4 separate regions of the Mus musculus genome follow, and all the other regions are linked to region 3. A link is a loop called in an ENCODE intact Hi-C map of the cell type or tissue named here. Cell type or tissue: left cerebral cortex. All regions are shown on one strand. Each heading gives the region's core, and the rest is flanking DNA. Links, peaks and the distances in the headings are about the cores only. Region 1 holds the start of Hoxd9 (homeobox D9). Region 2 overlaps 2600014E21Rik (a long non-coding RNA gene). Region 3 overlaps 2600014E21Rik (a long non-coding RNA gene). Region 4 overlaps Gm50595.

Evidence for each region. A loop is a pair of places that touch in the nucleus more often than their neighbours do. Peaks named below come from ENCODE experiments on the same cell type or tissue, not always from the same donor. Only the 100,000 strongest peaks of a DNase experiment are listed, where the experiment ranks them.
Region 1: it touches region 3 in a loop (4-fold over the local background); 33 of 42 quality-filtered maps call a loop at or near these places.
Region 2: it touches region 3 in a loop (5-fold over the local background); 4 of 42 quality-filtered maps call a loop at or near these places.
Region 4: a loop joins it to region 3, with 3 times the contacts of the local background. A loop is called at or near these places in 2 of 42 quality-filtered maps.

Annotation. Positions count from the first base shown.
Region 1 is chr2:74,697,731-74,705,846 of GRCm38, forward strand. It overlaps Hoxd9 (homeobox D9), which reads left to right and starts at 33. Exons shown (of 2, transcript NM_013555.4): 1 at 33-1,103; 2 at 1,450-2,478. The coding sequence starts at 326. The coding sequence ends at 1,691. It overlaps Gm38462 (predicted gene, 38462), which reads right to left. Exons shown (of 2, transcript NR_164327.1): 2 at 5,273-5,892. It overlaps Hoxd8 (homeobox D8), which reads left to right and starts at 7,759. Exons shown (of 2, transcript NM_008276.3): 1 at 7,759-8,116. The coding sequence starts at 7,818. In left cerebral cortex, for the core only: a CTCF peak has its summit at 4,666 (motif pointing right); DNase peaks (open chromatin) are centred at 4,665 and 6,210.
Region 2 is chr2:75,242,646-75,250,761 of GRCm38, forward strand. 2600014E21Rik (a long non-coding RNA gene) reads left to right here. Exons shown (of 12, transcript XR_001783367.2): 3 at 5,732-5,874. Among named protein-coding and RNA genes, the nearest start is that of Gm34401, 39 kb to the right of the region's middle. In left cerebral cortex, for the core only: no CTCF peak of the experiment used is centred there; DNase peaks (open chromatin) are centred at 1,839, 2,153, 3,285 and 3,597; H3K27ac peaks cover 705 bases.
Region 3 is chr2:75,147,887-75,156,002 of GRCm38, forward strand. The region is part of intron 2 of 2600014E21Rik (a long non-coding RNA gene); the gene reads left to right. Among named protein-coding and RNA genes, the nearest start is that of Gm13652, 14 kb to the left of the region's middle. In left cerebral cortex, for the core only: CTCF peaks have their summits at 3,279 (motif pointing left) and 4,825 (motif pointing left); DNase peaks (open chromatin) are centred at 3,340, 3,854 and 4,435; H3K27ac peaks cover 330 bases.
Region 4 is chr2:75,601,496-75,609,611 of GRCm38, forward strand. Gm50595 reads right to left here. Exons shown (of 7, transcript XM_017319380.1): 2 at 3,482-3,549. Among named protein-coding and RNA genes, the nearest start is that of Gm39853, 7.8 kb to the right of the region's middle. In left cerebral cortex, for the core only: a CTCF peak has its summit at 4,388; a DNase peak (open chromatin) is centred at 4,373; H3K4me3 peaks cover 253 bases; H3K27ac peaks cover 281 bases.

The DNA of each region.
Region 1 (8,116 bases), core at 2,460-6,459, 450 kb before region 3:
CGCCTCCTGCGGCCGCAGTTAGGCCTGTGGCCGCCGCCGCCACCAGGGCGGGCTGAGCCGGGCCAGGCCGGGCTGGTGCGTGGACCTGGGCCCGGCAGCTCTAATTGCAACGCTCCTGTTGATGATGATTTTTTTTTTTTTAAATCACAGCAGCCCCCAGTTTAGCGGACTGATTTACTCCGGGTATTGGTAAATATGATCACGTGGGCCGCGCGACCAATGGTGGTGGCTGCAGCCTGCGAACTAGTCGGCGGCTCGGGCGCCGGCGAGGAGCCGCTCGGCGGTGGGCAGTGGAACCTTGGGTGGGAGCGAGCGGCGCCTCACCATGTCGTCCAGTGGCACCCTCAGCAACTACTACGTGGACTCGCTCATAGGCCATGAGGGCGACGAGGTGTTCGCCGCGCGCTTTGGGCCACCGGGGCCGGGGACACAGGGCCGGCCCGCAGGTGTGGCCGATGGCCCAGCCGCCGCCACCGCCGAGTTCGCCTCGTGTAGTTTTGCCCCCAAATCGTCCGTGTTCTCCGCCTCGTGGTCCGCGGTGGCCGCCCAGCCCCCGGCGGCGGCGACGATGAGCGGCCTGTACCACCCGTACGTGTCCCCGCCGCCCCTGGCTGCCGCCGAGCCGGGACGCTACGTACGCTCCTGGATGGAGCCGCTGCCCGGCTTCCCCGGCGGCGCAGGCGGTGGCGGTGGCAGTGGTGGCGGCGGTGGCGGAGGCCCGGGTCCCGTTCCCAGCCCCGGTGGCCCAGCCAACGGGCGCCACTACGGGATTAAGCCTGAAACCGGAGCGGCCCCGGCCCCCGCTGCAGCCTCCACCTCCTCCTCCTCCTCCACCTCCTCGTCCTCCTCCTCCAAAAGGACTGAGTGCTCCGCGGCCCGCGAGTCCCAGGGGAGCGGCGGCCCAGAATTCCCGTGCAACTCGTTCCTGCGGGACAAGGCAGCGGCGGCGACAGGGAACGGGCCCGGGGTGGGAATCGGGACCGGGCCAGGGGCGGTAGGCTCGTCCGAGCCCTCAGCTTGCAGCGATCACCCGAGCCCGGGCTGCTCGCTGAAGGAGGAGGAGAAGCAGCCGCCGCAGCCGCCGCAGCAGCAACTTGACCCAAGTAAGTGCAAAAGAAATTGCCCCCTGATTTATTGCTGAAACCTGTAAGGCTCGAATGTGCAAAACTGATAGTTTTACTAACCTATAAAAACGTCTAGACGCCTACCCAAGCCTAGGCGAGCAACACGTATCCATAAAAAGCTTCCCATAACCACCTACCTTGGGCGCGCGGTTTGTACGGTAAACAGAGCGCGGGCATTAAGGCTTTTTATGATAATTCCCCCAAGTTGTGAAAAGCGTCCATCCTTGGTGAAATTAATTTAACGACCTCTCTTCCCCACCCTGTCGTCTCTCCCTGCCTCCCCTCCGCCCCTCGCTCCCTTGTCTGCAAACCCCCCTCTTCCTAGACAACCCTGCAGCGAACTGGATCCACGCTCGCTCCACCCGGAAAAAGCGCTGTCCCTACACCAAATACCAGACGCTAGAGCTGGAGAAGGAATTCCTCTTCAACATGTACCTCACCCGGGACCGGCGCTACGAGGTGGCCAGGATTCTGAACCTTACAGAGAGACAAGTCAAAATCTGGTTCCAGAACCGTAGGATGAAAATGAAAAAGATGAGCAAGGAGAAGTGCCCTAAAGGAGACTGACCCAGTGCGGGTCTGGCCTGCAGCACTCAAAAGGCAGCGGGTTTTTTTGTTTGTTTGTTTGTTTGTTTTGTTTTTTGTTTTTTGTTGTTGTTTGTTTTCTTTGTGGGTGCTTGATTCAGAAACTCTGCAGCGACTCGGACTTTCTTCTTTTTTTAGGTAGAAGTGACTGTGTGGTTGGTCTCTGTGAGTTATCTGGGGGACACTGTATTTGCTCGCATATGTATTGGAGAAACCAAGTGGCTTTGGAGTCTTGTCCTGTCCCACTCCCTCCCTTCCCTGCTCCCCTGATTCCTTAGGAAATGCTATATTTTGTGAGTGCACGCAGGCTTGATGGAGCCCTATTCTATGTAAATGTCCCTCATGTTTCTGAAAAGTGCTGTAGTTTAGTCTCACCCTATCCAGCCTCCCAAACAGGGCCAACGATCTAATTCCGAGAATCTGAAGGAAGACAGAGTGTGGACACCCCCACCCTGCTCTCCCAACTAAAATCCAACTCAGCTGCTCAAGGCAGGAAAACCCCTTTCCTCGGGGAGCCGGCGGACTGACTTCCACAGAGGCCTACCGAGAAACCTTGGGCCCTGGGGCGCGAGATTGGGGGTGGGGTGGGGATAGGCTTAGTCCTCAGAGCACCGGGGAAGCTACTTTCTCCCCGGGAGGGCTGAGCTCCCATTGGGCGGCCTCGGGAGGTTGCCTTCCATATTCCTGCCTGAGGACCAGTTGTAAATGTTACCGCTTCCAACAAATAAATGCTGATCTGAACAAATGGAGCCCAGCCGCTGGCCCTGAACGTTGTGTGACTGCTCTCTGTGTCTTTGCAAAATAACATAATCATCAGACTGTCCCATCCCTGAAAAGGGACACGTTGCTAAAGGTTGGCGGTCCGAGCACCTGGAGGGTCTCTGAGACACCTTGAAGCTTCCGATTGTGTAAGCACACCTGGCGGGAGAGCACAACTTTGGAAGGTGTCTTGGTACTTCCACTATCCTGTAGCCAGGGCCACAATGAATTCCCAGCCTTAGGCCCTGGGTGAGCCTCTCTGCAGAGCCACTGGCGCCAGGAACCAGGCACCCTTTTGCTAAAGCTTTGACACACCGCACCTCTGGCTTACTTCTATCCTGGAGACCCAGCCGCCAACCCCCATCTCCAAACAAGCGAAAGGGCACTCTGGAGTAACTCCCCCAGGCCTGCGAGGCTGGCTGGCTCCAGGAGGTCCTAGCCGGTTGGACAGTGAGCTTCCACCCCTCCCCACCAAAGCCCCAAAGTGACCTTAGCGGACCAAAATGGTCAAGGCTCTCCTCCCCATATCCTTCTCCTGCCGCCCATCCCCTTCAAACAGCTTCTGTGTATGTTTAGCCCCCAGCTTGGCCCTCTGAGGCCGCTTTGAGAGGCTAAAATGAAGGTCATTGTGAGGGTTCAGGCGAATCACTGGCGTTGTAGGCCCTAGAGGAGGCCGCGGCGCCGGACAGCCTGGGTTGGGCGGAAGGAGGGGGTGATGGTAGAGATCTTGGGGGATCCTGATGAAAGAGGGGGACTCCAAGAAAAAAGCAGATGGGGGCTGGGAGGGAAAGCCAAGGGCCAGATCCGGCCGAAGGTGCTGCATCCTCCGCCCCTTAGGCCAGGCGGATACCTACAGCTCTTTGAAAACAGGAAGAGCCAAGGTGTCATAAAGCCATCGAGCCGGCGAGACGTCTGGAGGTAATGAGTTTACGACAGCCCAGGCGCTTCGCTTTGAAACCATCTCATTTTGATGTTTGTGGGAGGAAAGAAAAAATGCAGACAAAACTGGGTCTTAAAATCTGGACAATAAAATATAAACAAGACCTAGACCAAGAAGGAAAGGGCTTAGAAGCCCCCCAGCGAGGTGTGAGCATCCAGAAAATAAAAATGAGAGGTGATATATTTCTGAATTTTAAAATGGGGCGAACGTTAGAGATAGTCTATGGCGGGTAGCTCTTTAATATTTTGACTGTGGCCATGATCTATCTGGTTCTTTTAATAATAAAAGTGAGACAATAATGTCATTCTGCTGTTACTTGAGATGGCCTGGAGTGATCTTGGGCCATTTACTCAAGCAAGCATCTCTTAGAATTATGTCTTGTGAGAAAGGGGGGAGTTACACCCCTCTTCACACCAAATTTCAGACAAAAATATAGAAGTTTGTTCACTTATTACAGATACAGTCATTTAAGCTAACTTGGCAAAAACATTTCTGAAAATGAGAGACAGAAATTTAGCAAGAAACACACTGATTTGGTAATGCTTGTTTGTTTTTTTAAAAAGACAAATAGACCGCTTATCCAATTCGGTTCAGTCTGTCACTTATACAACCTAAAAAAAAAAAATCTCATTTATTGTCTGGAGAAATTTGAATACACATAAGCCCAACAGGGACTTTCCGGACAGGCGCTCGAGATGTAGCAAAAGCTTCTAATTTGACTTTAATCCACCCCAAATTATCCAGTTTAATGGGCCCAAAACATTACAATTAGAAAGTTGAATTAGCAAATACTGATGATTTAATGTTGTGAGTAACAGCTTTTAGGAGAAAAACAATAATATTTGACTTCCAGAAAATTTTTAGCTGTCAAAATGTCTGCTTTCTTTGAAAAAAAAAAAGTCTCATCAATTAATATTCTTAAAGTTTTGATTTTTGTTAAACCTTGCTTGTCCTATAATTGTGCCTAAAAAACACAGCTGGGAGGTTAAAGAATGGGGGACTTGCGGTGTCTGGCAAAAGACAGGCTGGAAGCTTTTGGCAAACACGCTACTTGCAAGTTCTTGCGAGCACAAATGAGAATTTCCTCTGTATTCAGGAGCCCATGGTTGCTGCACTTGACTTGTTGACAGTCAAAGAGATGAAGCAGTATTAATGTCAGCGGTCCAAACCCAAGTCAAACTAAAGAATTAAGATTAGAATTGGTTTGAGCCAAATGAAAGGAAAATCAAACTCGGTTGGCTTGCGACCGCATTTGGCCACTAGAGAGCGCTGTTGCTCCACTTTCTGATCTCGTAAAGCTAGCGTTGTGGTGCAGGAAGGTTTTGATTAAAAATATTTACAATCTTACTTTTAATCTTAAATTAGGATAAATTTAACAAAAATAAACAACGTGAACTATTAAATTCTCAAGCCGTGCTAGTAAGGCATAAAATTTTGGTTCAGTCAGCATTTCAGAAAATCTGAACCGTTGTGCAGAAATTATAAACCGTAAATGCAGTCCATCAAAACAGAAATGTGTAAAAGCAGAGATATTTATGAAGTTAACCAGCTTTTCTTCTTTTCCGACAACAGACAGAATGCTTAAATAACATTGAAAAACCCACATTATTTTGCCATCAGAGAAAACGTGTTGTTGTGTTTTAAAAATTAGGCCTGAATCTGTAGAAATGACGGCCATATTCATGGGCAACCTCCCAAATATATGGAGTTTTTAAAAGTGCCGTGTGTTACTGAGATCTGGGTCCTCAAAATTCCCCCCCCCATTCCATTCCCAGACCTATTCATTCAGTCAATGTCCAAATACACCCACGTTCCCCTGAACATCCAGGCCAAACAGTAGAATAAAAAGGGCACAGTTACCGAGTTTTGCTCCAAGGCTTTATTGAAAAGAAAATCATTTCATTGCACATTTGCAGGGCAGAAGTTCAAATCCTAAAAAGTCAGAATCAGTTGTTAAACTTCGCATTTGAAGGATACTTGAAAGAAAAACGAAACCTAATAAAACACCCTTGCCCTTGACCACCCCCAATAACACGTCCCCTATACTCTCTAATGTAAATTTTAATAACACAAGTCTTTATCATCTATAGGGTCATCAATAATTTGTTTACCTTCACCACTTTTAGCTATTCCTTGTCGAAATAATTGAGTTATACATTACTAACGAAAATGCCTTTCTATGATGACCTTATTTATAAAAAGGAGATTCAGACCTCTCGGACTGACCTCGCGATTCTTTCCACAGGGGCTGAACAACCCCCGCAAGGGATGGAAGGTCGTTAAAATTCTGGCCTCCTGAATCTTTGAGTCCATCTGGGTTTTTAGGCATTTGTATTTGGCCGTGGGAGGTCAGCACGGTGTGATTTAGTGTAAGCTGGAGAGTCTTTGGTGAGCTGGGGTGCATCTTCTAGGTCTGTCCTCAAGATCAGAGAGCCTGGTGTCCTCCCGGCACCGGATTATCCCAAAGGATAAAGGGTTCAGCACCTAAAGGGGGAGGGAGGGAGAGGAAAGGGGGTAGAAAGATGAGAGGGGGAGGGAGAATAAGAATATCAATATATTTTTATTGGATATTCAAACGAGAGGGGGAAGATGACTGTGTAGGGAAGCGATTGTTGGTGTAAAGCCACGCAGATTTGCACAGGTGCCACGGTAAGGGCACTGCCTAGTCCAGAAGATGCTAATCCTGGACTTCTGCAGATGACACTGCGTCTCTTCCTTAACGCCCACAAACCAGGCTTCTCTTGACTTCCGAGCCTTCTCTTTATTTCTCTCGGGAAAATCAAGTTTATGCTAAGGCCTGCATCCAGTCTCTGGCAGTTCTTTCCCAGTGGTGTGTGAGCTAAGGTCGTTAAGCACAGGACAGGGAAGGTCTGCCTGCAGCTGCCTGGAACCAGCACGGTCCGAAAGCGGACTGAGGAATTCAATTTCTCCTGCCCCATCCCCCGGCCCCCGCCGCGCTCCACCCGGGACCACAGCCCGCCCGAGTCTGGGCGCCTGGGTTGGGACCCGGGAGCCCTGCGCCCTGCCCTAGGAAATGCCACCCACCCCGGCATGATTCCTTCTTCCCACTGGGAACGTTTCTGCCACTCTTCTCTTCACTCTCTCAGCGACACTCATGTCCCCTTCCCACATTCTCTCGCCTCCCCCTCCCTCCCTGTGGCCAACACTGACGTCTATCAAGGGTGAAATGATGGAAACTATATTCATGGGCATGATTTCCATTAAATATCAATTAACCTGGGAGCCTCAACCAGGCATGCAGTGCGTCAAGGGTAAATGTACATCTCATTTCCACAGGGCCTGCTTGGCTGGAAAAAGCAGGACTTTGATTCGCTTTGATAAGGTCAGGATTCGGAGGCTGGATTGTGGCTTTTTAATCAAAACCACTTAGCTAGGCCCAAACAAATGCAAGGACCAATCAATCCGTCAACCTCGCTCGTCCACAGTAAGAAATGCAAAAAGAAAAAGGAAAAAAAAAAAAGCCACAGCCAGTCTCTGCTGGGCAGATCCAGGAGCCTTGCTGGAGGAGAGACCGTCTGCTCCGAGGCCTCCTGGGAGTGACCACCCCGCCTGGCCCAAGGCTAAGGTTCGGCCGCGCCCCCTCTCTGCGGACCCGGGGGGCCCCCCGCGAGCCCTTGGCAGTGCGGCTTTATGGGCCCCCTTTAAGGCTGGCGGAGGCATCCCGGGGCCGGCGTGCGGCGTCCCGTCCGGCGCAGGGGCCGCTTCGCCGCCGGCGGGATCCCTCCGCGCGGTTATCTCGCCCCCCATCTCGCTCCCTCTCCTCGCAGTGGCGGGGCGCGAAAATGCCTCGCCGGCGCGCACCGGGGCGGCAGCCTCGGCGGCGGCGGCGACAGCGCTGGGAGGGGGCGGCGGGGGGGAGGGCTGAGGTGAGAGGTGGCACCGGGCAGAGGGTGTGTTCTCTTTTCGTCTCCCTGCAGAGCGGGGGCTCGGCAGCCCCAGCCTAAGCGTCTCCCCCGTGGGCCGCGCGCACTCTTTTTTTTTTTTTTTTTCCCCTGGTCCGGGTGCGCTAGGGCCGCCTGGAGCCGGAGAGGAAACTGGAGGCCGCGGGGCAGGTCGCCCGGGCGTCCGCGGTTCCACTGCGGCCCAGCAGGCGCGCGCCGGGAGAGGCCCGCGGGGCGGAGGCGGCGGCAGCAGCGCGCGGGGGCGGGCGAGGCCGCGTGGCCCGCGAGGGAGGCGGCGCGAGGCCGAGACGGAGGCGCGAGAGCCAGGCATGAGCGGCCGGCGGCCGGACGGTCGAGCCTGAGCGGGGCGGGGGAAGCGCTCGCCGGGCGACGAGGCCCGGCGGCCCCCGCGGGCTCGAGTGAGCCGCCCCAGAGGCCCCCGCGGCGGCGCGACCGAGCTGAGGCGCGCCCCTTACCGGCTCCGCGCCGCCGGCGGCCGCCGCCCCGATGAGCTCGTACTTCGTGAACCCGCTGTACTCCAAGTACAAGGCGGCGGCCGCGGCGGCGGCGGCGGCTGCGGCGGCCGCGGCGGGCGAGGCCATCAATCCCACTTACTACGACTGTCATTTTGCACCCGAGGTCAGCGGCCGCCACGCCGCCGCCCTGCAGCTCTATGGCAACAGCGCCGCCGGCTTCCCGCACGCGCACCCGCACCCGCACCCGCACCCGTCGCCGCCGCCCGGGTGCGGCGGAGGGGGCGGCCCGGGGCCCGGCCAGGACTACTTCCACGCCGGCGCGGGCAGCCC
Region 2 (8,116 bases), core at 1,635-5,634, 94 kb after region 3:
AAGCTTAGACCTTCTGATTCCAGCTATCTCTGTGTCCGTATGTCTGCCCTCTCTTCATTCCCTTGATGCCCAGGTAGGTCAATCTCTGGAGTTGTTCAAGAGTGAGTCAGTAAGACACTGCCTGTTGCATGCATAGGTAATCACTTTGTGCGGTTAGAACATATTCCTACCAAAGTCTTGCCCATCGGTTACATTAAGGCAATCAACTATGTTCTTATTGTCTCCTCTCAAGCTTCAATGTGATATTATATCAGAGTTCTCTAAAGAATAAGAACCAATAGCATACGTACACATATACCACAAAAGAAGATTTATTGGATTGGCTTTCATAATAGGGGCCACATAATTCAACAGCAAGTGACCACATTGTGTAGAAATGTTTTCTTGAGATGGGCATTGGTGGTGCATGCCTTTAATCCCAGCACTTGGGAGGCAGAGGCAGGAAGATTTCTGAGTTCGAGGCCAGTCTGGTCTAGAGTGAGTTCCAGGACAGCCAGGGCTACACAGAGAAACCCTGTCTTGAAAAAAAGAAGAAAGAGAAATGTTTGCTCGACCCAGGATACCTCAGCAGTCCCAGCCCAGCATGAAGACCTGGATGTTTCATGACTGTCATTTGTAGAAATGTCCTGTTGCCAAAGAAGCTGGAATCTGGTGTCATTTGGTCACATGATAATGGAAATAAACTGGTAGATATAATGACCCGAAAGGAAAGTTTGCAGGTGTGGCCATGCTGACTTCCTCCTCTGTACCCTTTTATGCAAGCTGTCAGCCACATTCAGAACTAGGTGCCCTCCCGTCCCTCAACACAGACATGGCAAGACACGCAATCGTCTCTGACACACAGATGCATGGATATGTTTTACCTATCTTGGTAAGACATCTTCTAATCCAGTGAAGTTGACAACCAAGGACCATCATAGATGCCACATTCACTGTTTGATGCGTTAGAAGTATTCAGTCCATGTTTTTAAAACAAAACAAACCCCGAGGCTTATAAACTAGTTCAAGACTATTTTTAATAAGGAGTCTTCAGAATCTGAAGATGTACCTCAGTGTAGAACCCTTGCCTAGTATTTGTGAGGAACCTCCGTGGAAATAAGATAATAAACACCATTTTGATTATCCTCTATACCTAAATCTTACACTCTTGTTAGGTTTTAACAGCCTTCATGATGATGCTATGTACTCCTTCTCTGGTGGTAAATACAAACATACTGTTGGGCACTATTTCTTTTTTACTGCCTGGAAATATCTAAATTCATCATATACCTATAGCCAAGAATTCAATGTACACGTAGTGAGGCAAAAAGTTCAACCTTGTTTGTGACACATCTGCCCAACAGTGATGTGTTGATGGTGCTTCTTACAGATGAGGAAAACTTAGCATGGAGGGGGATAACACGGATTTAATTAGAAACATTCAAATTCATTCTTAATTCAATTCAGCCGTCCAGCAGCCGTGATGAGATCTGCATCATGATGTATTTTCAATACTATCTATTTTCATAAATGTAAACTTTCCCAAATATTGTTCTGATGGAGGCTGACATTTTAAAATATGTCCCATTGTCCTTTTCTGTGCAGTAGACCAAGCATGGAGTGCTCACTCCTATATCACTGTCACTGTGCTATCAGGCCAGATGGCTACTTCATCATAGAATCAAGAATTAGGAATAATTTATGTTCTCCCTTGCTCTAGAATGTGAAAATAGGAAGCGTTTGCTGCATGCATACCAGGAAGATCCGCTCAAAGCAGCAGACAAGCCTCTGCAGAGGGCATCTGCACTGTGGCTTTTTGTCTGCTCCGTTCCACGGAGGACTGAGCTCCAGGGCCGCAGAGAAATCGTGTAGGCACACGAGAGGATGCTTCATCTGCAACCCGATGAGGCTGAGAGCACCTCTCCACTAAGGAAAGCAAGCCGCAGCGAAGCTGTTCTAAAATGGGAAAGATTATATCTTACCTTCCATTGTTTCAAATCTAAAGAATCCTCCCTCCACAGGGGGGTAAATGTTGGCTTAATGTTCAGAGCAGTTGCTTTTGTGTCTGTGAACATTAACTGTTAGAAACGGAAGAGCTATTTATCCTCAGCCTGCTGAAGAGAACAGTGGAATTTTCTCTTTATTGGTCTATAAATAAGCAGTGTCTGAACACACCCTTTATTGGGAGAAGAGCCACGGCAACTCATTACACACACCAACTGGCTCGTCGGCATCTCTTTATTTCATGTTGCTGCAAGCATGCAGATGGAGAGGCCTAGACAAAGGAATACCTCTCACACTCTCACAAGTGTCGAGCCCGAGGACCAACCAGTACCCTCTAAGTGAAAGGAAAGTGTGTACAAAAGAAAGGGCATCTCTGCCGAGAGAAGCTCAGAGAGGTGTCATTGAACACAACCTCAGCAGTGACAGACCCAATGGCTGCTGGGTTCTAGGTCATAAAATCATTTATGACCAGCAAAGTTCCATGGGCCATTTGGGCTTTGCCTACATCATAACAAACCAACTGGTTAAGACAGCGAAACACAAACAAGAAGCGGCTCCAAAATGTTCAGTTCAAATTCTGCAAGCCAACCATCCGTTTGCATCCGGTTCTATATGTCAATTATTTGTGATTCTGAACACACAGAAAAGCCTTTGAAAACACTTTCATTATACGGCCAGTGTAGTCTGTTCTTGCCGTTGGAGTCTATCTAACTTGTTCCTAAGTATTAGCTTTTTCAGGGTAGAGGTCTCACACAATAGACAGTCATGGTAGGCAATTTTGTCGTGTGGCAAAGTGAAAAGGGTATCATTGTGAGTGAGAGACAGAAAACTCAGCAAATTGGAAACAACCAGAGGCAGCTGGCAGTAACTACACTCCCTTTCTGAGGAAGGAATTCTCTCCGGTAGCTCTCTGTATGTGACGTGAGTCTCCTACTCATATTAATGATGAGACCTCTTCCATCAATATCTTGGACTATTACCAGTGTCTCGGAAACATTTTATTGGCTGCTGCAGTTCATTGAGAATTAATTGATATGACACACTTACTCTACATGAACTTGGAAAAAAAAAGTCTATCAAGTGAGTGATTTAATTCATTTTATGTTAATTATAAACTATGCCAGGAAACACCATTATGGACGGACTTGTTTCCAGCTCTCAGATGGCATGTGTGAGCAGTTTGTATTTCCGACACGCTGCATACTCTGACTTTGACTGACCAGCCAACACTCATCTTAGGAGACACACTCATCTGGCACACTAGTCGCTAGTCCTGCTAGCTAGCAATGTGGCCTGTTCTTAAACAAATTAAACTGGGAGGAGGCAGCAAAATGGCCCACTTATCTTTATTTGTAATTTAACCAACATTATGAGAGACAACCTCCAATTTGGGCTATTTAATTTTTTTTTTGCCCGAGTCCTGTATATATTTAAATAACCCCCTAAGTGTTTTTGTGAAATTGAAGGGGAAGTGGGTGGGGGTGGGGTTGTTGCCAAGTCAAATGGAAAATAGAAGATTATTTTCGGAGGAGCATGTGAAGACTTGCTTGTGAAGGCGGCTTCCTGAAGGCTGTTATTTTCATTTCCTGTGCTATCCCGCCTAGGAGTAGATCCTTCTCAATGCCTCTCTCAGCCGGCACGTGCTCGCTCACACTGTTATTAAAAGAAGCCCATCAGAACTGGGTAGTTGTTATTCAGGAGCGTAACTCACGCATGGGGGATGGCGCTCCTTCTCACTCGTGCTGGTCCACTGCTTCTAATAGCAACCTGGAGCTCAATTTCCCCCTTCAGAACATTGCATTTCATGTGGAATGTCAATTATTAAAATGCAGTGTCCCGTGTCTCACTTCTCACTAGATGAATTCATTTGCAAAACTTGCTAATTTATGCAAATGATCCTTAACCTGTCAGTGCCTGGAATCTATTTCACACTGCTCCTAGGTCTTGGTAGCTTTGGAGCCTAGATGGGGGAAGCCATTACTGCAGAATTTGTCGGTTTGTAATCATTATAGTGGCTATTGAGTTGTTATAATTTTTTTTTTAAAGTAGCACCACTATGAATAAATAAAAAATGTGGTTTTAAGTGGAACAGCCAGCCAACACCTAACACTGAAATAAAATAAAATAAAAAATTCTAGAGATTAAATTAAAGATGGAATTGAATGGAAAGATCTAATATCCATGTCTCCTGACACCCCTGAGTAATGTTAGAAGCTAATGACTTCTTCTCTTGAAGAAACTAACTGGTTAATAATCCAAACGGGGGCTATCAGCTGCTGACGGAGGCAGATTCACCAAGTAGGCAGATAAGGAACTTCTTTATTTTAGTGAATACAAAGCACAAAAAGGACCCAAATACCAACTGAAATTTTTGGTCAGTTAACTGAAAGACAAGACAACTAAAAAGGAAGTCTGTGAAGAAAGGGCGCATAGGAGGCTGAGACAGAAGGATGTGATTCAAGAACCACAGCCTGAGGGCTGGACAGATGGCTCAGTGGTTAAGAGCACTTTGGACTGCCCTTCCAAATGTCCTGAGTTCAACTCCCAGCAACTACATGGTAGCTCACAGCCATCTACAATGTGATCTGATGCCCTCTTCTGATATGTCTGCAGACAGCTACAGGTACTCATACATGATAGATAGATAGATAGATAGATAGATAGATAGATAGATAGATAGATAGATAGATAGATAGATATTTTAAAGAAAAAGAACTATAGCCTGAACTACATAGTGAGACCCCGTCTCAGCAACAGTGTGGTGGTGGGTTTCTGTGTGTTCACACAGCTGCACATATGCATACTTGTGCACATAGAGAGAAGAGGGGTACAATGGGGCTACCTGGAATGTCTGCACTGTGTGTGAGTCCACACATACATTTTACATAAAGTCTTGTCACTCCTCTCCGAGTTGATTGGATTTGGTGCACACTTGCACATCACTGGCACTGCACCTTAATCAGTGGTTTGGAGAACATGTTCAGCCATTTTCACCTCCACTGGCCCTCACCTACCGTCACACAGACTCTTCTTGTGAACAGGGTTGAAATAACTTTCTGCAAACCTTGGAGCTGCTTTCCTTTTCTCCTTGGAGGTCAGAAGAAGGATTCGGATTCCTCTCATGGGTCTAAAATCACAGGATGTGAACCCATCATTTTCATTCAGTATTCTTTATCCCAGGGAGTTCAGGGAGTTTATGAAGACCAGTTGTAGATTAGGTGACCTGGAGAAAGCTAATCAGGGAAAAGGCTGTCATGCATGCGTGTGTGTGTGTGTGTGTGTGTGTGTGTGTGTGTGTGTGTGCCTATGTGCACACCAATGTATATATGTGAGAAGGAGAAGACAGGCTCACCCTGGACTGTCAGTACCAACTAGCCAGCCCTGCTGCACATTTCTGTATCACTCACAATACTCAACTTTCCCTGCTCACCCTCCAGTCACTGAGCAAGACCTCTGACTTGCCTAGTTTACATGGTTAACATACATGGTTACAAGTATACTAACGATCTATCCTTCCAGTTGCTGGGATTTTTCTTTTTTAAGTGTTTTAGTAGTTGCACAGTAAGAGGGGGTATCAGTGAATATTTGAATGGGTTCTTTCAACTCTATGGAGGATTCCAATTAGAGGGAAAAAGAGAAATCTGCCTTGGGTAAAATGTGCAATTTACCACTTCAAGGACCTTTCCAAATGCTAAATAATAACAAGAGAGTGCCTGTTTAATCACTCACTTGCTCCCATTTCTTTCAGAACTGTGTCTCTTTAAATCTACTGAGGAAGATATTCCTTCTGGCCCACAGGATGCCAAAATGACTCGATGATTTATTTATGCAGCGCTTGGCAGCCCATCGTCCAGATTGTGGCTGAAGCTGAATTTTATGAGCCTTCCCCCAGTGAGTATATTTTTAAATTATATTAAAAATATATATATATATTTTTTTTTTTTGCAAACCTCAGTCGTGTCGTGTTTGGTCTCACCTCAGGCCTTGACAACAGTAGAGAGGACTAAGGGATTAACATTACTAAGGACTTAGCTGGTGAGATTTTACTGTGAGAGGTTAGAACGATGCTAAGCTTTCCCTAGTAGGAAGGAAACAATGCTGTTCTGACTAGATACTTTGGGGGTGAAGGAGACCTTTTCCATTTGTAACAATTTACCTGGTCATTCAACAATTGTTCGTGGTATTTCTTTCAATAGACTGGGAATCACTTTCAGCACAGGGGACCGTGATTTAAAAAAAAAAAAAAAAAAAGACAAAACAATGTCCCATCTCTCCTGGAGCATCTCTGAGAAGGAGAGATGGATGGTAAGCAGGTGAGTGCATACTTTGGGGAGACAGAATGCTACAAAATCACCAAAACAATAAGCCCCAGGGACCCAGAGACTAGATCCATCTTACGACATTGCTGTTAATGGATAGCTTCTCTAAGACTAAGGCTAGAACACTAGAAAATCTGGAAAAACAGTTTCCTAGACTATTTCCGTTTGGCAAAATCCAGGTCAAGAGGAACACACGTTGTGAAGCTCAGGTGAGAAGGGTTTAGAACAAAACTCAGGAGCTGAAGGCATGAAGATTCCGACAGCACGGGTCAAAAGCAGCTCTGCAGCTCAGCGTTGTGCTTGGAGCTGGTGCTGTATTGTGGAACGATGTTCAGGCTTACACTGTGTGAAACAAGGCTACCATGGAAAGGAGGGCTTTATCCATGAACGACAGAAAGTGACCTCACAGGTCTGAGAGCCTGTCATCCTGATTGGTCCAGGTTGGTGGTAATAGTTAACATCTGTAGGCTACCAGCCCTCTTCCTGTTTGTTTGTTTGGTGTTTAGTACAATTCACATGTTTACATCACTTGTTTTCTATATCAATTATGTAAGGTATTGCAATCCTCATAATAGAGGAACAAATATTTTTTTAAATGATGATGACGTTGGTTTCTTTATCAGTTAGCCACTTACTAAAATACGTCACGCAGACACTTCACCATTGTAAGGGAAGCCATTTTTGAGATTAAAATCATGTTACTTCTCTTGCTAGTTGAAATGTTCTAATAGTCCATTATTTTCTTTTGCATTTTGACTGTTTGTATGTCTGTTATTAAAACTGAAGTCATACCTTAAGTATATTAAAAAGAAAAAAAGTACTTAAAAGTACACGGTTGGGTGTCAGAGAAGCTAGGGGAGATGGCTCAAATGTTAAAATTAGTTCCTCCTTTTCCAGAGGACCTGAGTTACATTCCCAGCATCTACATAGGGTGGCTCATAACTGCCTGTGACCCCAGCTCCAGGCAGATCTTACCCTTGCACACACGTGTCTACACACACATAGAGACATGCACATGTACACATATAATTAAAATAAATATTTTTTTTTTAGTCCTACATGGGTAGAGAAAGAGCTCACATTGATCTGCCTAGCAGACTGCCTGCAGCTGTGGTTTGTTGAACAGTCAAGTAAGAGATGACTCAAGTTCAAAGACACACTCTGGCTCCTATTGCTGACACAGAGAAATAATCTGACTTCACTCACCACTGACAAGTGAAGATCCACCGAAGCCTGGGACTGAGTCGAAATCAGAAGAGACGAGGGTCCCTTTTGTTTCTGTTAAAATCACAATCATGGACACTCACTGCCACCTTCAACCATCTTTATGGAAGCTCTGTTGACCAACGAACAAAGCCATCATTGTTCAACTCAAACTCCCTTAAATCTTTTTATTAGCCCCTTGAAATAAACAAAGACCTATTTTCAAAGCATAATATTTCAGGAAAGAAAAATAACACATAGAAAAAAAAGAGAGATGTAATTATTACCATGTAATGTTAACTCAAGTGTCAAAACATTTAATCTATTGGGAGCTGTAAGTATATAAGGATACTGTGTGAAACATGAACTAGATACTTCCCTGCCTAATGAGTATTTAATCATAGATCAAGGAAGACCCTAAACACTGGTGTTAATGTTATCATGAGTAAACTTTTGAGTGGCCATCCTTTTCTTGAGATCTTATTTAGTTAGTTTTATGTCTATGAATGTTTGTCCGTATCCCACATGCATATAGTGCCCTCAGAGGCCAGAAGAGGGCACTGGATCCCCTGGCACTGAAGTGACAGATGGTTGTGAACAGCCATGTGGGT
Region 3 (8,116 bases), core at 2,770-6,769:
GAAATGAAGATGGGGGTCCCCATTTCTGCTGGAGGGGTGGCTGTTTTCGTCAGCCCCGAGTTTAATGGTACAGCGGTTTCCTCTGATGCCTGTAGAGCTCACCCTTTGAACACGAAGAGAAAGAATACATTCACAAATTACTTTCACGGTGTTGCCATGTTTACTGTTTCCTGTTGTCTTTGCCTGAAAGTGTTCAAACCAAAATTAGTGCTGAGGGGAAGAACCTTTGAGCCAGGGGATGAAAGGAGCTGATTTTTTTTTTCTCTCGTGCAGGTTCCTGTGTCCCTTTGATTTAGGCACCGCGGACCTTAGACAGGATATGGCACCAATTAAGAACACGAAACTTAATTTTTGGACTACATAATCACATGATCCTTCTTGTGGTGTCTGACTGGGGGCCGCTGACACGGCTTTACTGCTCAGCTGCAGTCCTGAATGGTTTGGGCTGGCTTTGTTTGAGAGCCACAGGGCAAATAATACTGGGCCACATAGAGGCCTAGCAAATAGCTACAATGTAGAATAGGTTTTATATGATGACTGGTCGCTCAAGGCCGGAAACTTAGGCACACTCACTCCGTGAGTTCCAGATCTACGCTTCAAGATTGGAGGCAGATACTGCTTTTAAGATTTACATTTCAGAATAAATCCATTAATGTGATCTCAAAATGTAAGAACAGAACAAATGACTGCTAACTGCTTCTTCTTAGCTTTAAATCACATCTCTCTTGAGAGCTTTAGTGTTCACTGACAAGTCAGCTTTAGATAGTATCACAAAATAATGCATCTATGCTCAAAGAGATGAGAAAACAGTATATCAGGTAACATATTTAAATCATAAAATTACACGCTGATGTCTGCTTTGAGTGCCAAGAAGGAAAACAAAGGCTCACAAATACAGGCAGTTGGGTCAACCTTCTATCTTTTCACGCTGACACTGTGTTTGACTCTAGCTAATGGTTCCGTGAAAAAGGTATTAGTGTTTTCAGATCAGCCCCTGGTGGTCTACAGCACACATTACGTAACCTGCTGGTGGGTCTAACAGGGCTATTTCTCATCTGTAGACAGTAGCCTTTTATAATTCTGTCTGGATGTGGGCTTTTTTCTTTAAACTTTAACCTGTTTATGACGCACTTGAAAACAGTGAAAATGTTTATGGAGAGAAGTCAAATTAAATTTTGTGGGACGCTCTAGGAGGTTCATAGGTCTAAATTTGATCCTACCACCACTCGGTGACAAGCTGAAGTCATTACGCTAGAAACAACAACAACAACAACAACAACAAAGTCACTCGTGACTTCTGCTCTCAGTGGAAAATTAGCCAAGGCTGCAGCTTTTCCAGCCAAGACCCAGTCTCATTTCCCATGTGCAGTTGGTTAGCTCCTTGCCATATCCCCAAGGATTCTGTGTGAGACTGAAATGCTGCAGAAAAAAAAAAAATGAGAATTTCCACACTTAAAAAGAGCCACGGCAGCATTTGTAAGCTCTGATAAATAAGAAGAAATGAAGAGAAGGTTGGTTTTGCTTTCTTCCCTTCTAGCTAAAAAAAAAAAAAAAAAAAAAAAAAAAAAAAAAAAAAAAGGAAAGAAAGAAAGAAAGAAAGAAAGAAAGAAGGCATGAATGAGCAGGAGATTCCAAGGTTAAAATTGAGCAAAGGTTTGCTTTTGCTTTTTAGAGGATGTTAGGAAACAAAACAGAACAACAACAACAACAACAACAAAATAAAACAAACAACCCCGGCCAAGTGTTTACAGTTTCTCAACTCCAATTTGGAAGCAGTGAATGCTGAATTGGATGAAGCCATTGAGGTCAAATTCATCACCGGCTCTGTGAACATTTAGTTCCAGGAAGTGTGCTTCAGAGTCAGGTTTGTTTTCACTCTCAGCCGGAGTGTTTATTCTTGACTGGAGCGACCCATCACTCCCTCACACATTCATAGCGGATTCGGCTTCGGGCTTCGCGCACCCTCCCACCCACCCACCCACAAACAGGAACACAGTCGGTCAGAACATTTAAACAAAACAAACCCGTTTACGCCACTGCCTAGCAGCCTTTGAAAATAGCAGCCTGATTCTGAGATTGAAGAATAGAATCCTCTCCAGGGCAGATCTGGTGGGCACAGTGCATTAACTGCCTGTGCCACCATTTTCTTGTGTGCTAGCGGACCGAAGATGGTGAGGCTGCATCTGTTGTATAAGGGCTCATGCATTGAACTTCCCCGTTACAGAACCAGTTTGTACACCAGCAGGAGAGCCAAATTTCTCAGGCCACGGGGGCGCTCAAACAAAGCACACACGCACAGATCTTCTACTCACTGCTTAGCAGATGCGTGAGCAAAATTCAAAGGTGTTGAGCACAAGGAAAGCAAAATTCCTGTAGGGAAAAAAAAATTTTTTTTAATGCAATGGAAACGGCGCGTCAGTGAGAAATGGAGCTCTATGACGATACCAAATGAGTCTGTCATTAATAGACCTTCCTGCCTCGTGGTTCATAATCGCCCTTAAGAAACGGACCCAAGGCAGAGGTGGCACAGAGTATTTCATTGTGAATAAGCAACCTTTCCAGGGCAAGGTTGGCCATTGGAAGCTAGCTCAGGTAAACTCATTCCACAGTCCTTTCCACAAGCGAATTGAGGTTCTGATTTAAAACAATATATCATTGCCTTTTGTTTATGTTTTGATTAATTTCTTTAAAATACCATTATGAGATAATGTACCTTCGTCAATAGCATTTAGCTCAGATTAACTGTTTTAACAGGACCAAAGCCATGATGGTCTCAGACTGCCCCTAACTAGATCTTCAATTGAAGAGAAAAGAACTTGACTGGAAGAAGAGCTGACTCTCTCCTACTGACAGCTGCTCCACCACTCTCTTTTGTCTAAGGAAAAACATTTTCTTTTCTATGAGGTTTAGGCTTTTAAGACAGGAAAAAAAATCTAAAGCAGAAATTTGATTTTTTTTTCCTTTTGAGTGCAGGTGCCAAACATCTACAAGTATAAAATGATAGCGCTGTGTAAAGCAGACTTGCTGGGACACTGTTTATGGCACACACAACAGCTATTTGGATATGGAATTGTAAATAGGAAAATGTGTGATGCTCTTAAATCTAGTAGCAAGAGGAGTCTTGAAGCAAGGTTTATTATACCAATGCTTGAAAAGCTCTAGCTTTTTTTTTTATCTCAGTACGTTAAATTTTTGTGTTTGCAACAGTATTTTAGCTCTGGAGCTATTTATCTGGAAGCATCTTTTGGGGGTGGGGGGAATGGACAGATGTCCATAAACAAAGGGCGCCACCTGGTGGTGAAGAAGCGGTAAGAAATGTTGATTTCCGGATATTGCTTCAAAGACAAACAGATGGAAAGGCTGTCGTGTGTGTGTGTGTGTGTGTGTGTGTGTGTGTGTGTGTGTGTGTGTAAGAAAATGCATTATTCATCAAATTTGGAACTTGGATTCAAACGTAGTTCTAGTTTTCCAGCTAATACTATCTGACATTTATTTCCTATTCAATCCTTCAAAATTTACATTGCAAATATTTTATTCTCAATACATATATCTGAACAGATAAAAATATGACCACAACACATTAAGAACAATCTGAAGCAAAGTGCCCACATCATCTAGGCACCTTACTTTCAAGTTGAATGACCTCCCAGACAAATTTAAACAAAGGATGCATTTGCTGCAATTCGAGGTTGTCTCAGGGTGGCTTTGTGGCTCACCTAGTCGGAGAGCTGCAAAAGGAATGTGGTACACAGCTTAGTCACCACAGGGAAGAAGTGGCTTCAGACCCATGACTAAGAAGCAGGAAAATGTTCATTTGAAAATGTCATCTGTAGCTGAGGCGTTGAGGAATTTAAATCTAAGTATCGCGACTCTTCCGCCGCCTCAAACTCTAAAATTAGTCCAGGAATTACATATATCAGATGCTATGCAAAATGTAAAATAGGTTTGCCATTTATGGCTCTCTACGTAAGGTGTAGATTAAATCTTCAGCCTCCAATAAAATTGTATTTCTGTAATAAAACTGCTGCACCTTGACTCACGACTACATTGAATTCCAAATTAAACACCCCATTTACTGTACTGTAACAAGAAAAAGGGTTTGCTACACTGAACAATATTACAGATAGGGAAAATGTCTTGCATTTCACCTTACCACCAACATAGAGCTCACCTAAACAGGCCCATTCCCCACCCCTTTTATGAAATATAAAACATAGGAAAAAAGGAAATGTGTAGGCTTTGTCTTTCATTGCTAAAATTTATATTCCTTCCTAAATGAGCTAAATCAGCCTAAGTGGTGAGGCCTCAAAACAAGTCAATCAAGTAGGGTATTTACTGCAAAATGTCCTACTACATTTCCCAGATAACTCAGGCTTCTAAGCAGAAACATCTGGTATGCTAAAGGCTAGGTACATTTCCTTATGCATTATATATAATGCAGGCACTTTCCCCATAACATACACGCGCCATTCACTCTGCCATACACACAAGGCTGCAGAATCCACGGACGTCTCAAACTCAGGAATTATGGTCTAGTTAATCTCACTCAACATCGATTTTGAAGACTGAAACCTGATGTTTATTTTAGACAGCCCAATAGGGCAATTTTTCTTGCTACCATCCTGTGACCTAGCCATCACTGACTTCTGACATTTGGAGAGAGGTATCACTAGAAAGAGAAACCACAGATGGTGAGAACAGAGAGCCAGCTAAGCTGAGGCTGCTTCCTCTCAACCTCTGAATGGCAGTCATTAGGTCGAGGAACTGAGGGTCTGCTTCTGGTCCTTCTCCCATCTTGGGAAAGCGCCCTCTAGTGGACTGAGGCAGAAGTGTTCTCTCTGGATGTCACACCCAGGTCTTCACTGCATAAATACAGTCCCTTCCCCCGTGTCAGTCAGACATTATTAACCTTCAAGCAAGACACAGAGAGATGGATGTTGATCACGAAGGGATTCCTAATCGAGTTTAATGATGTAGTACACATCTGCTAAAAATGCTAATTGGTATGTTTCATTTGATAGGTGAAGGCAGGAACGGTCATAGATTTAATGGTTCTGGTGGGAAGAAGTTGTTACCAAGAATTCTGAAGTTAATATGAGGGAAAAGTTAGAGGTCTCTGTGTGACAGGAAGGTAATTTTGGGCTTCAGACATTGGAAATTTGAGCCTTAGTGTTGGCTCAGCTCATGGAAAGAGAATTCCAGTCGGGAAGGACTCACTCACAGCCGGAGTTAAGGTTTCCTGTCATCAATGTGTGTCTACTCGGAGGGATCCAGAGGCCTGTATCGTTGTGGCACTGAGCATTGACCTTTTTGGTAGCTTCAGCCTTCCATGCTTCCTTTAATGGCTCATTGTCACTTTTTGCCAACATGTAAAAAAAATCACGGGAAGAATAATTCAAATATTTAGCTCAGAATCAAGAGAAAGACTTTTTTTTTTAATTTCCTCAATTGCACTGTCATTGATGCATGAAGTCATTAGCTGTACCATGGTGGAAGTAAGGTCCACTTTATTGTCCCCACAGCCCTGAAACAATGGCATCTGAAGTTCTGTTGTCTGCTCTGGTGTTTGGCTGCTTGACCTGGGGTCCTTATGGGGCAGATAGCCACATAGCAGTGGATGATGTTGGACATATGAACAATGTCTTCAGGATACACTTGGAGTTGGCTTTGATTTCTCTAAACTCTGGGACTCCATCTAGACTTGTTCTAGAAGGTCATGTTGTTGCCTCGTTCTGACTTGGGAAGCATTCTTCTGCCGTGGAGCTTACTACTTGAGGGTGAGCCATGAGAACTTTCTTAGAGTTTCTGTAGTGTACATATTTAGCCTACATTTAGAAAATTTCTAAATACAAATGATCACAAATGTCTCCTAAGGAGCTGAGCTTAGGTAGATACTATTGGTTTGACTGTACCATCCCAGGCTCTGAATACAAATGGCTCTTGTCATCAGATTTTTTTTTACAGACTTCTATAAAATGGATCCTGTGTAGAGGAAATAAAAATGATTCCTAGTGCTAATATGAGATATGATATCAGTGACCAGCATTATTTTCCCATCAATAATGATAATTATACTAATTAGTCCAGGCATCACACCTGTGCACAGCTCTTATCCTTATTTTACAGATGAAGTAGCCGAGACACCAAAGGTTAACTGCTTGCCCAGAGCTATATAGCAACTCGGATAGCAGCACATTCCACAAAGCCACGTTGGCTGGACCACTACACATTCTTGCCTCCTTGGCAATGCAACAATTATGCCTCTCTTCCAAGAAGGCAAACTACTCACTGCTTATCTCACAGGAGGTTGGTGTTGATGGGAAGCAGAGCAGAGAGGTCGCCTGTTATTGGTTTGAAATTGCAACATCCTCATATTCCTACCGTTGTCTCCACTTTATAGGTTAAAGTTACATCGGATAGCACAAAGTTCCACACAGACACTCTGAGCAGAGTCAGGAGGCACCCTTGCAAAGCAGGACACTGCCGAGGTGGGGCAGATTCTAGTATATCCCGAGTTTGAAAGGAGAGTCAACCTTGAGAGGTAGGACATTCTATTCTTGAGTCACAGAAGAGTATGGGGGGTCTCCTCCCCACCCATTTAAATACTTCAGCTAGAATTGCAAGAATGTATTAAGAGGCAGGTTTGTATGCATGTGTTCAGAGAATAGTGTGGAGAATTTATCCTTTGGGATTAAAAAAAAGGCAGCAACAACAAACTTGAGAACAGCTGGTTCTGATACAGTCTGATAAGAACGTAAACAGGAAAATATCTTTGTTGACTTTTTTGTTGGTAATCAGTAAGGATTAGTTATTGTCTAGAGATGAATTCCAGATTTCATAAGCCTGGCTGTGAACAGCGCCTACAAAATGAAAGTAAATATCCGACATGGGTGAGGAATGGAGGGGGACTTGGGAGGAACCCTCCTGGTTAACATTCTTCTTGCTTGATTGAAAGAAGCAGCACTTAGAGAAGATCATTTCTGTACTCTTCGTTGTTTCTTTTGTCATAACGTGATTTAGAAATATTATACCCTACAGACGAGGCCCTGAATAGGTTCATTTGAAAAGGGGTTTAACGTTTCTCTCTGGCTTAGAGAGCCAATGCTCTTTTAATTGTTTTTTCTTTCCTCCTCTGCTTGGGTGGGGTGGTACTCTAGACATATATACAAAGTATCTCTTTGGAAAATGAGCGAGTATTTGCATAATAAACTCGTTACATTTATATGTCACAGATTTTCTTTATTGAGAGTTACTTAGGTTCAGTAAGTCACTTCCTGTTTGCCCAGCCCTGTGCTAGGCTATCACAACACCACCATGGGACGGAACTTTCTGCTGCTACTTAGCCCTATACTTTAGACCGTGAGACAGAGGCGTGAGTGAGTAACTACCTCTGCAGAAGACGAAAATGTCCAGACAGGAGGGAGTAGAAGGATGAATTCCTTGGGGGAGCAGCAAGTTTTACAAAGGACTTATTAGGGCTGCTGTTGAATACTGTTCCAACGGCGGACACACCCAGGTTTCTGCAATGACGTCACGAAGAGCAATGGAAGTTTATGCTTCCAGCCAGTACTTTGGATCAGCTAACGGTATACTTTCAGTTGTTTGGGCAGCAGGTAGATAAAAGGTAGGATCCAGCTCTGGTTTTGTGATCTGGAGAGGCAGGTAGCCTTTCTGTCAACACAGCGGTCATAGAAAGCATGGACTGTATCCTCCGGGATAACATGTCGTCTTTGGGAAGAGCAGTCCCTCTTCTAATCTGTAACTCAGCTACTTGTAAATACTTCTTAAAGGACTAACACAAACAGTGTATATCCCAGAAGCTCCCAGCATTTCTTTATTTAACAATATTAAGTCACTAAGTTCTTATCAGGCTCTAGACACTGCCCAAGATGTTTGGATTCACAGAAGAAATAATATCTTTAAGTTTTCTTTGTAGGACATAAAATCTGGTGGGGAAGGACAGCATCAAATGGATAATTACCCAAATTACTCACTGATGAAACTGTGACAAGGGCTATTACAAACAACAAATGCTGTTCTCTCTCCTCGGCTTCTGTTCTTTATTCCAGTGACAGTGACAGTGCCACGGTTTTGCTTTTAAGAACCACCTTCTGCC
Region 4 (8,116 bases), core at 2,301-6,300, 450 kb after region 3:
TGTGCTGTTGTGTTCAGCGTTTATTGCCTTTTATTCAGAAGACAGCTTACTGAAGTCATCCATCAAGCGGATCCCAGGGCTCAAACCTGAGTTGTCAGGCTGGGTGGCAGGTGCTGTCACCCCCCAGAGCCATCATTGGCCCTTATACCCACCCCTTTTTTTTTTCATTTATAAGAGTACACTGGGGCTGGTGAGAGGGCTCATCGGTTAAGAGCACTGACTGCTCTTCCGAAGGTCCTGAGTTCAAATCCCACAACCACAGGGTGGCTCACAACCATCCGTAATGAGAGCTGACACCCTCTTCTGGAGTGTCTGAAGACAGCTCTAGTGTACTTACATATAATAAATAAATAAATCTTAAAAAAAAAAAAAAAGAGAGTACACTGTAGCTGTCTTCAGACACCCCAGAAGAGGGCACCATATCACATTACAGATGGCTGTGAGCCACCATGTGGTTGCTGGGAATTGAACTCAGGACCTCTGGAAGAGCAGTCAGTGATCTTACCAGCAGAGCTATCTCTCCAGCCCTACTCTTAATGTCTAATTGTGTTTTTAGAGCCAACCAATACTCAACACCCTTGCCAATGTAGAGCTGATGCTTGGTTTTGGGCTGTTTCTAATGAAACCCAAAAATCATTGCATAGAAATTGTGTAGATTTACAAAATAGTTCTTACCATAGTCGTGGATCACACAGTGAAGTGACTGTTGTACGGCTGCAAGCTGAGTCTTCAGTTTAAACCCTAAGCATCACTCCAGAGTTCCTGCCCCTCCAGGGGAGCCATCAGTGAGCCACAATATATAAAATGCCTGTCTGTGGACATCAAAATGGTTTACAAAGCAAAGAGTAGTTCAGACATCCTAAATTATCTTAAAGGAGGACAAAGCTACAGATCCATGGACCGGGAGCACAATATAAAAGCCCACCGGGCTTTAAATGTTCTCAACTGGAGCTGGAGAGATGGCTCAACAGTTAAGAGCACTGACCGCTCTTCCAAAGGTCCTGAGTTCAAATCCCAGTAACCACGTGGTGGCTCACAACTATCCATAATGAGATCTGATGCCCTCTTCTGGTGTGTCTGAAGACAGCTACAGTGTACTTACATATAATAAAACAAATCTTTTTTAAAAATGTTCTCAACTTTAAAATCTAAAACTGAAGTCTGACTCAGAAAACAGATTGCAGGACAGCCTCTCCTCACTTTCACCATCCCAAAAATGTCATCAAGTGATCCACTTGAATTTCTCTGTTGAGTGTGGGAGCTGAGGCTGGAGACACAGCCACTAAGAGCAATCACTACTCTCGCAGAGGACCAGGTTCAGTTTCTGACACCCAGGTGGTAGCTCACAAACATCCCTAACTCCAGTTTCAAGGTCCTGACCTCGGACACCAGACATGAACATAATAAAAACACATACATGCAGTCAAACGCTTATAAAATAAAAATCTAAAGAAAAAGAAAATATAAACTCGTTTTAAGCTGTGACTAGAGGTGACAGACAGCTACAAGATCGCATAAGGATTTTAGATGATTGCAATAAAGGCTCTCTTTTGCCTGTAGTACAAGACAAAAGAGAGAGATTCTTGCTGTCAAGTTCTTTCCTGTCACCCATTCACCCCCAACATCCTAGCACACCTCTAGTACTTAAATAAAAATGGACCCTATGTGACTTAAAACTGACGTTTAGTGAATGGTGATTGTCTGTGTTCTGCAATCTTTGTTACACATGTACACAGATTGTAAACATCTATGTTCTAATTGTAAGACCCCAACTATCATAATTATTCCAATCTAGTTTGAGAAACTGCAGGCCGTAAAACAGTATGCGCTCCCCCTGCTGTTCGTCTGAGAAACTTAACTAACATTTCCGGTTCCCCGGGCTGGATGCCCTGATTCCAATGATGGTTCGTAAACAAAGGCTAAAGAAAACAGAAATTAAAATCCCATAGCGTTAATAAAGTAGTGGGCAGACGAGGAAGAGGAGAAAGGAGGTTGCCAATGGCATGTCATGCGGGGAAGCACACTGCGTTCGCGGATGGTCTAGGTTAGCCCAGAATTAGGACGTTTCCCAGGTCGGCTATGGGGACATCGGCCTGGAGCTGTCACCTCTCTTGGCCTGAACCTGGCAGGGCGCACTGAGCAGAGGATTTGGAGAAACCGTAATGACATTGAACAGGAGGCTAGCTTAACATCTTGTCCAAGTGCCATCCCGAGCCTCCTCCGGATGGCTGTGTGGAGCGCTGTAGGCTAATGAGGGGGACCATCTGCAGCGCTTGGCTGGCATCTGCGCCCCCTCATCCTGCACCAATGCCTCCTAAAGGGATGCTCTACGGAGGGCTCCCAGCTCCCAACGCGGGGGGGGGGGGGGGGGAGAGCAGTGCAGCTTCGCAGTCGTGGCATCTGGAAGCCAAGCAAATATTTAACTCTGTTTCTGAATTTTAGTAGGCCTCACTGTCTGCAGACGAGCATGTCAGGGAGAAGGCGCAAGTCTGTTTATTTGTAAGTTTCTCTTTATGTCGTCACATTCAAGGCCTTGAATAAGAATGTTTATTTCTTTTATAAAAATTTTATAGACCATCTCACATGCAAGGATTGGAGCTGAGTGAACCGGTTATTTGCTGGCATCATTGTGTCAAACTCACAGACGGATCTCTAAAGAGGTTTTCTTTTTTAAATCAGAAAATTACTCAGACACATTTGCATCCTTTTAAATGTGTTCATTTGGAATATACAGTTAATTTCTGATCGCACGATTTCGGAAAGAAGAAATAACACTGCAATGATAAATCTTAAAATCTTTATGAGCAAATTTCAGATTATGATAGGATGCTATTTTGTAGCATTTGCTTGGCAGCATATGGGGAACTATATACGGATTATAGTAGGCATCAAAATATTTTAAAGCAACCACTAAACAGTCTTAAAGATATGCCTAATGATAAACTGAGCAGTTAAAATAAGGATGACACACTACAAAACTAATGTCAACTATCCTCCACTTTTATTTCAATTTATAATCTGTCATTAATACAGCCTTGTTAAAATCAATTATCTTTTTCCAAAAATACAATGATACTTCCTTTCAAGTATGATTTGAAACCGATTCAATTATGTAAGATTAGCTTCCATCTTAAGAGGTAAAAGGTGAAGAGAGAGAGAGAGAGAGAGAGAGAGAGAGAGAGCTAGCTATTTAAAAATGTCCTTACACATCAAAGCTTAAAAGATTAAATACCAAAAAGAAGTCACAGCACTTTGCCCACCAGCATTTGGTGAAAATGAGGAATTTTCTATATAAACTATTCAGATTTTAGCAAGAGTTTAAAATGCCTCATACAGCAGCACCATGACCATCTATTTTGTGGTGAGATATCTCTCATCAATAAGATTTTAAACATTATTTCCCAACAGCACACACATCAACCAAGCTTCAGGATTAAACTATGCCAATTCTTCATTACTAAACTTCCGAAGCCAGACTTACCTTCCAAAAACAACACAAGAAGTGCTTCCCAGCTTGGATGGTCCTTGTTCTCCATAACCAACACAGATCTACAAATGAAATTTCGAAAGAAAAGTCCTTCACCACCTTCAGCCTTTTTTCATAATAAATTCCATGTATATTATTAGCAATATTGATTTTAGCAACAAGTAAGAGAGTTATAAGCAGCTCCCACCATTTAATGAATGTAATATCTCTGCTTCGAGATTTATTTATTAGCAACCTCTATAGCCCCGGTTTGGTCATGTATTCCTTAATTAAGTGAAAGAAAATAGCTTACCAAGGATTCCTTGTTCTTAAAATAAATACCACATTTTTGGTTTTCATGGAAATCATCATAAACATAAATTTAGAATAAGCATATTTGATAGTAAGCTGAACTCCACATCTAAATTGCATGAAATTGAGTATTTTTTCCCATGGAGTACCAGATACAAATGCCATCTCAGAATTCCTGTCCACACTAGAAATATGTGCTGCTTAGAAGCAAACATAAATTCCACTTACAGGGTTCCTCGGGGCTGTTCTGGTGAGGTTCATAGTCACCACGTGGCTTAGGTATGTATTCAAACCTATCTACAAATGAAAAAACAAAAGGCTCAAAAGTCATTGGCAAAATCTGAACTGCTCTATCGAATGCCAGGAATCTAAAGAAACAAATGGTCTCAAATCCTTTAGGAAAGTGCTTGCGTTTGTCTGGCCTCTCCTCCCTTTGCCTCTCGCCTACTGGTCTTTCTGAATTCATCTATAATTCCTTCTATTCCTCGCTGACCGATTGCAAGAATTCCCCCATTGTGTTGATGAAGAAAAACGTGGGAGAAACAGGAGAAAGGCAATTGGCAAAACAAGACTTTGGGGTTTGAACATGACTGTGCAGTTCCTCACTACTACCACTAGCTGGCGCCAAAGCTCTAAAGATGTGATGATATATTGCGTCCCAGCTTGTTAATTAATAAAACTGTTTTCAAACTGCTAGTAGTTATACAAGGAAAAGCATAAATAAATTTGAGAATAAAGGCATAAAATAATTTGACCTAACTCAGTAGCAAAGAGGCAGACATTTCGCTGAAAATAACTGCACTGTATGCTTTTTTTTTGTCTTCTAAAGAAATAAAAATGTGTTATTAAAGAATACATGAGTCTTGCTTTTTAAATCTTATCCAAACAATAAAGCAGAAAGGATGCCTGCCCCCTCCACACAAACTACTTATAATACAATACAGTATAAAGCTGTAAAAAAAAAAAAATCTGGCTATACAATATTCCGCTAACTTAAATTTTCAGTAATGTCTTTGGTCTAAACCAGAAATGACTCCCATGTCGGGGTCACAGGGAACATGGCATATCTTTCTCCCCAGCATCCAGCTTTCCTCTTAGTACACACATCCCAGCAGCTTGGATGGTTCCTGTCCTTCCACACACTAGCGAGCTTGCAGAACGCTGGGCCTGGAGTCTAGCCTCAGTCGTGGCTACAGTGAGCAGCCAGGCGGCCAGCTCAGTAACGCTGCCTTGCTGGTTTAGGACAAGGCCCCTGAGTAAATGTGCAAACAGTTTTGCATATTGTTTATACTGTAAACTGCCATTGTGGAAAAAAAAAAAAACAGACAGGCAGGGTTAGAGGGTCTGTCTGTACAGAACAAGACCAAATGTGAAACATTTGAAATATCCCTTGCCAGGAAAACAGATATTTTTCAGGAAGTTTTGATATGTAGGATACATGTGGGTAAAATGTGGGAAATGTACAATAGACCTCAGTTGCCTGGGCGATAGAATGTGAACTCAGACAAAACAATAACATGCCATATTTTTTAGAAAGAAATACAGTTTCACGGCTGACCTTCTAAAGTTCCTGATGATGCTAACCAAAATCTCACCTGCTATTACCCACCGACACCGCAGACCCTGGGCCTGGAAAGGAAGGGCACTTGGGGCCACTAAGAGTCGGAGCTGGTTTCTCTGATCTTGGCTGTGGCTTTCACAGGAGGAAGAATAGATGGCTTGCCTTCCCAAAGCCTTACTCTAACTCTTCAAAGAAAGAAGATGGGCCTCCGTTTGGGTAGGCTTAGATTAAAACTCACTTTTCTGGCCACCTGCCCCTAGAAGCCTGGAGAAAATTGGTCCCAGGAGGGGCTGCTGATAGATGCTCCAGTTCCTCCTATGAGTTGGCACATTTTTGCACATCTGTAACTTGCACAAACACATCCTCCGAAGTGGTTTAAACCTCCCTTTTCTGAGCACTCTCCAAAACAGTTTGTACGGGATGATGAAAACTGAGTCTTCAATGTTCGGTGTCTCATTCTTTAAAATATTTTTAGTATTTTCCATTCGAGGTTGTTTGCATCTGTGTAGAGAGCTGGAGAGTACTGAGTGATAACTGTACTTGCCACCCAGTCTCCCAGTCAGCCAACCTTGTGCAAACCTGATGTCCTCTCCTCGGTGGACTTTCTCCCTTAAGTATCAGTAAAGCATCATCGTGTTAAAAGTTACACCTTTGTCCATTTATTTTGTGTAAATGCACTGATGTGTGTGTGTGTGTGTGTGTGTGTGTGTGTGTGTGTGTGTGTGTGCCACTGTGTGATGTGTGCCAGGGCAGAGAGTGGTCTGTGGCAAGAGTTAATGCTCCTTTGGATGTTCCTGTTGCAATTTCCGCCTTTTTCATAACATCTAAGTGGCTTGTTAATTTATTTTTATGAGAGGGGTGGGGTGTCACGTGTGTGTGGGTAGCCCCACAGCCCAGAAGGGGGTGTCAGATGCCCTGGAACTGAAGTTACAGGCAGTTGTGAGCCCTGTCGGGGAAGGGAGAGGGGGGAGTTGCTGGAAACCAAACTCCAATCCTCTCAAAGAAAAGCAAATGCTCTTGGTCCCTCGTGCATCTCTCCACTAGCCCATGCCACCCACACCCACACCCACACCCACACCCCACCACACACACATGTGACCTTTTTCAGGGAAGAACATTCAAAAATGTAATTAAAAAAAAAAGTCCAAAACTCTCCACCGCAGGACACAATACAAAAGCTCCTGTAATAAAGGTCGTGTTTCCTCCTTCCCTGTCACCAGGACTTTTTCTGACTCCTTTTCAGGAAAAGCACAGAGAGCTACATTAATCATGATGTGGTGTGCTCTGACCTTCCTGAAGTTATCCTTTGCTGTTTACCGGCTTTGACCTGTGGACTGCGTTCAGTGCTACCAACCCCAGCGGGTCTCTCTCCAAAGCCTCGTGCAAGCCTGAGTCCCGCGCAGTTTAATTCATATTCCACCCAACACACCCGTTTTATTTCCAGTGGAAATTGCTCATTTAATCGCACTGTAAGTTTTATGGGGTATGCCCCAGGCTGCCTTCTTTATGCTAGGCATTTCAGTATTTATGAGCAGAGCTATACCCAAAACTTCAAACATAAAGAAAAACCAGCAAAATATGCTCTCCTCCACTCCCATAAACACTTTTCACCGCTTTCATTATTTTTTTTTTCCCAATGAAGTTAAATGAGTGTGCAAACTCTGTAGAACAGGCTGCTGCCCGACATCGCCACGGCTGGTTTTGTCCTTCAGAGTCAGGCTGAGCTGGCCTCTCTCCTGCCTAGCACAAGAACAGGGGCCAGAGAGACAGCTCAGTGGTTAAGAATGCCGGAGACCTGAGTTTGGTTCCTGGCACCCCGGACAGGGAGCTCACAGCTGCCTGTAACTCTGGCTTCAGGCTGTCCGATGTCTCTGGCCTTCAAGGGCTCTTATACATACTTGGTGCACGTAAATTAATGAACGCCATTCACACGTGGGCCGGTGGGGGCGGGGAGGGCAGGTTGCAGGAGGCTTTGGAGAGAAACACGCTGGGGCTGGAAGCACCGAACGCAGTCCATGTACAGCTCAAAGGCGGTAAATAGCAAAAGATAACTTCAGGAAGGTCAGAGCACACCACATTATGATTAATGTCGTTCCCTGTCCCTTTTCCCGAAAAGATTCAGAAAAAGTCCTAGTGATTGGGAAAGAAGAAACACGACCTTTTATTACACGTCGGGCAGGACAAGCTTTTGTATTGTGTCTACAGTGGAGAATATTTATATATAAAATAGATACATATTTTTTTAGAGGAGGGTACAGAACAGCCATCATGGTCCGTACTGTTCCCGAGCTATAGTAAAGACTCCTCTGCCCATAATATAAAGAATTTTCCTACAGGAGACTAATCTGAGACAGGTGCTGTGTTTTATAACCAGGATCTGCTTCTACAGTAACTCTGGATTCCGGAGCTGGCTGTGCTACACAGTAGGGGTGGTTTAAAGGAGTAACTACGCCAGCCTTCTGAGGACGATTTTGCCTATAGCAAATCAAACAGCATCCCTGGACCACTTAAATGCTGAATTCCCCGCCCACTTTGTTTTGCTTAACCTACGACTGTTTTTATACGTTACTGTAATCCCACGATATAAAATACAGGAAAGCCCTTCTCCCGGGGGATTTAGGGGTTTGTGACAAATGGTTCTTCGCAGAGGCCGAGAATGCTTTTTGAATAATTTCAGAGAAGTGTCACGGGGGTTTCATTAAAAGGCAACAGTCACAGAACAACCCATCTGTGAGTTTAAAAAGCGCTTGTCCTGTCCTGTGGGGAAGTTTGCCGAA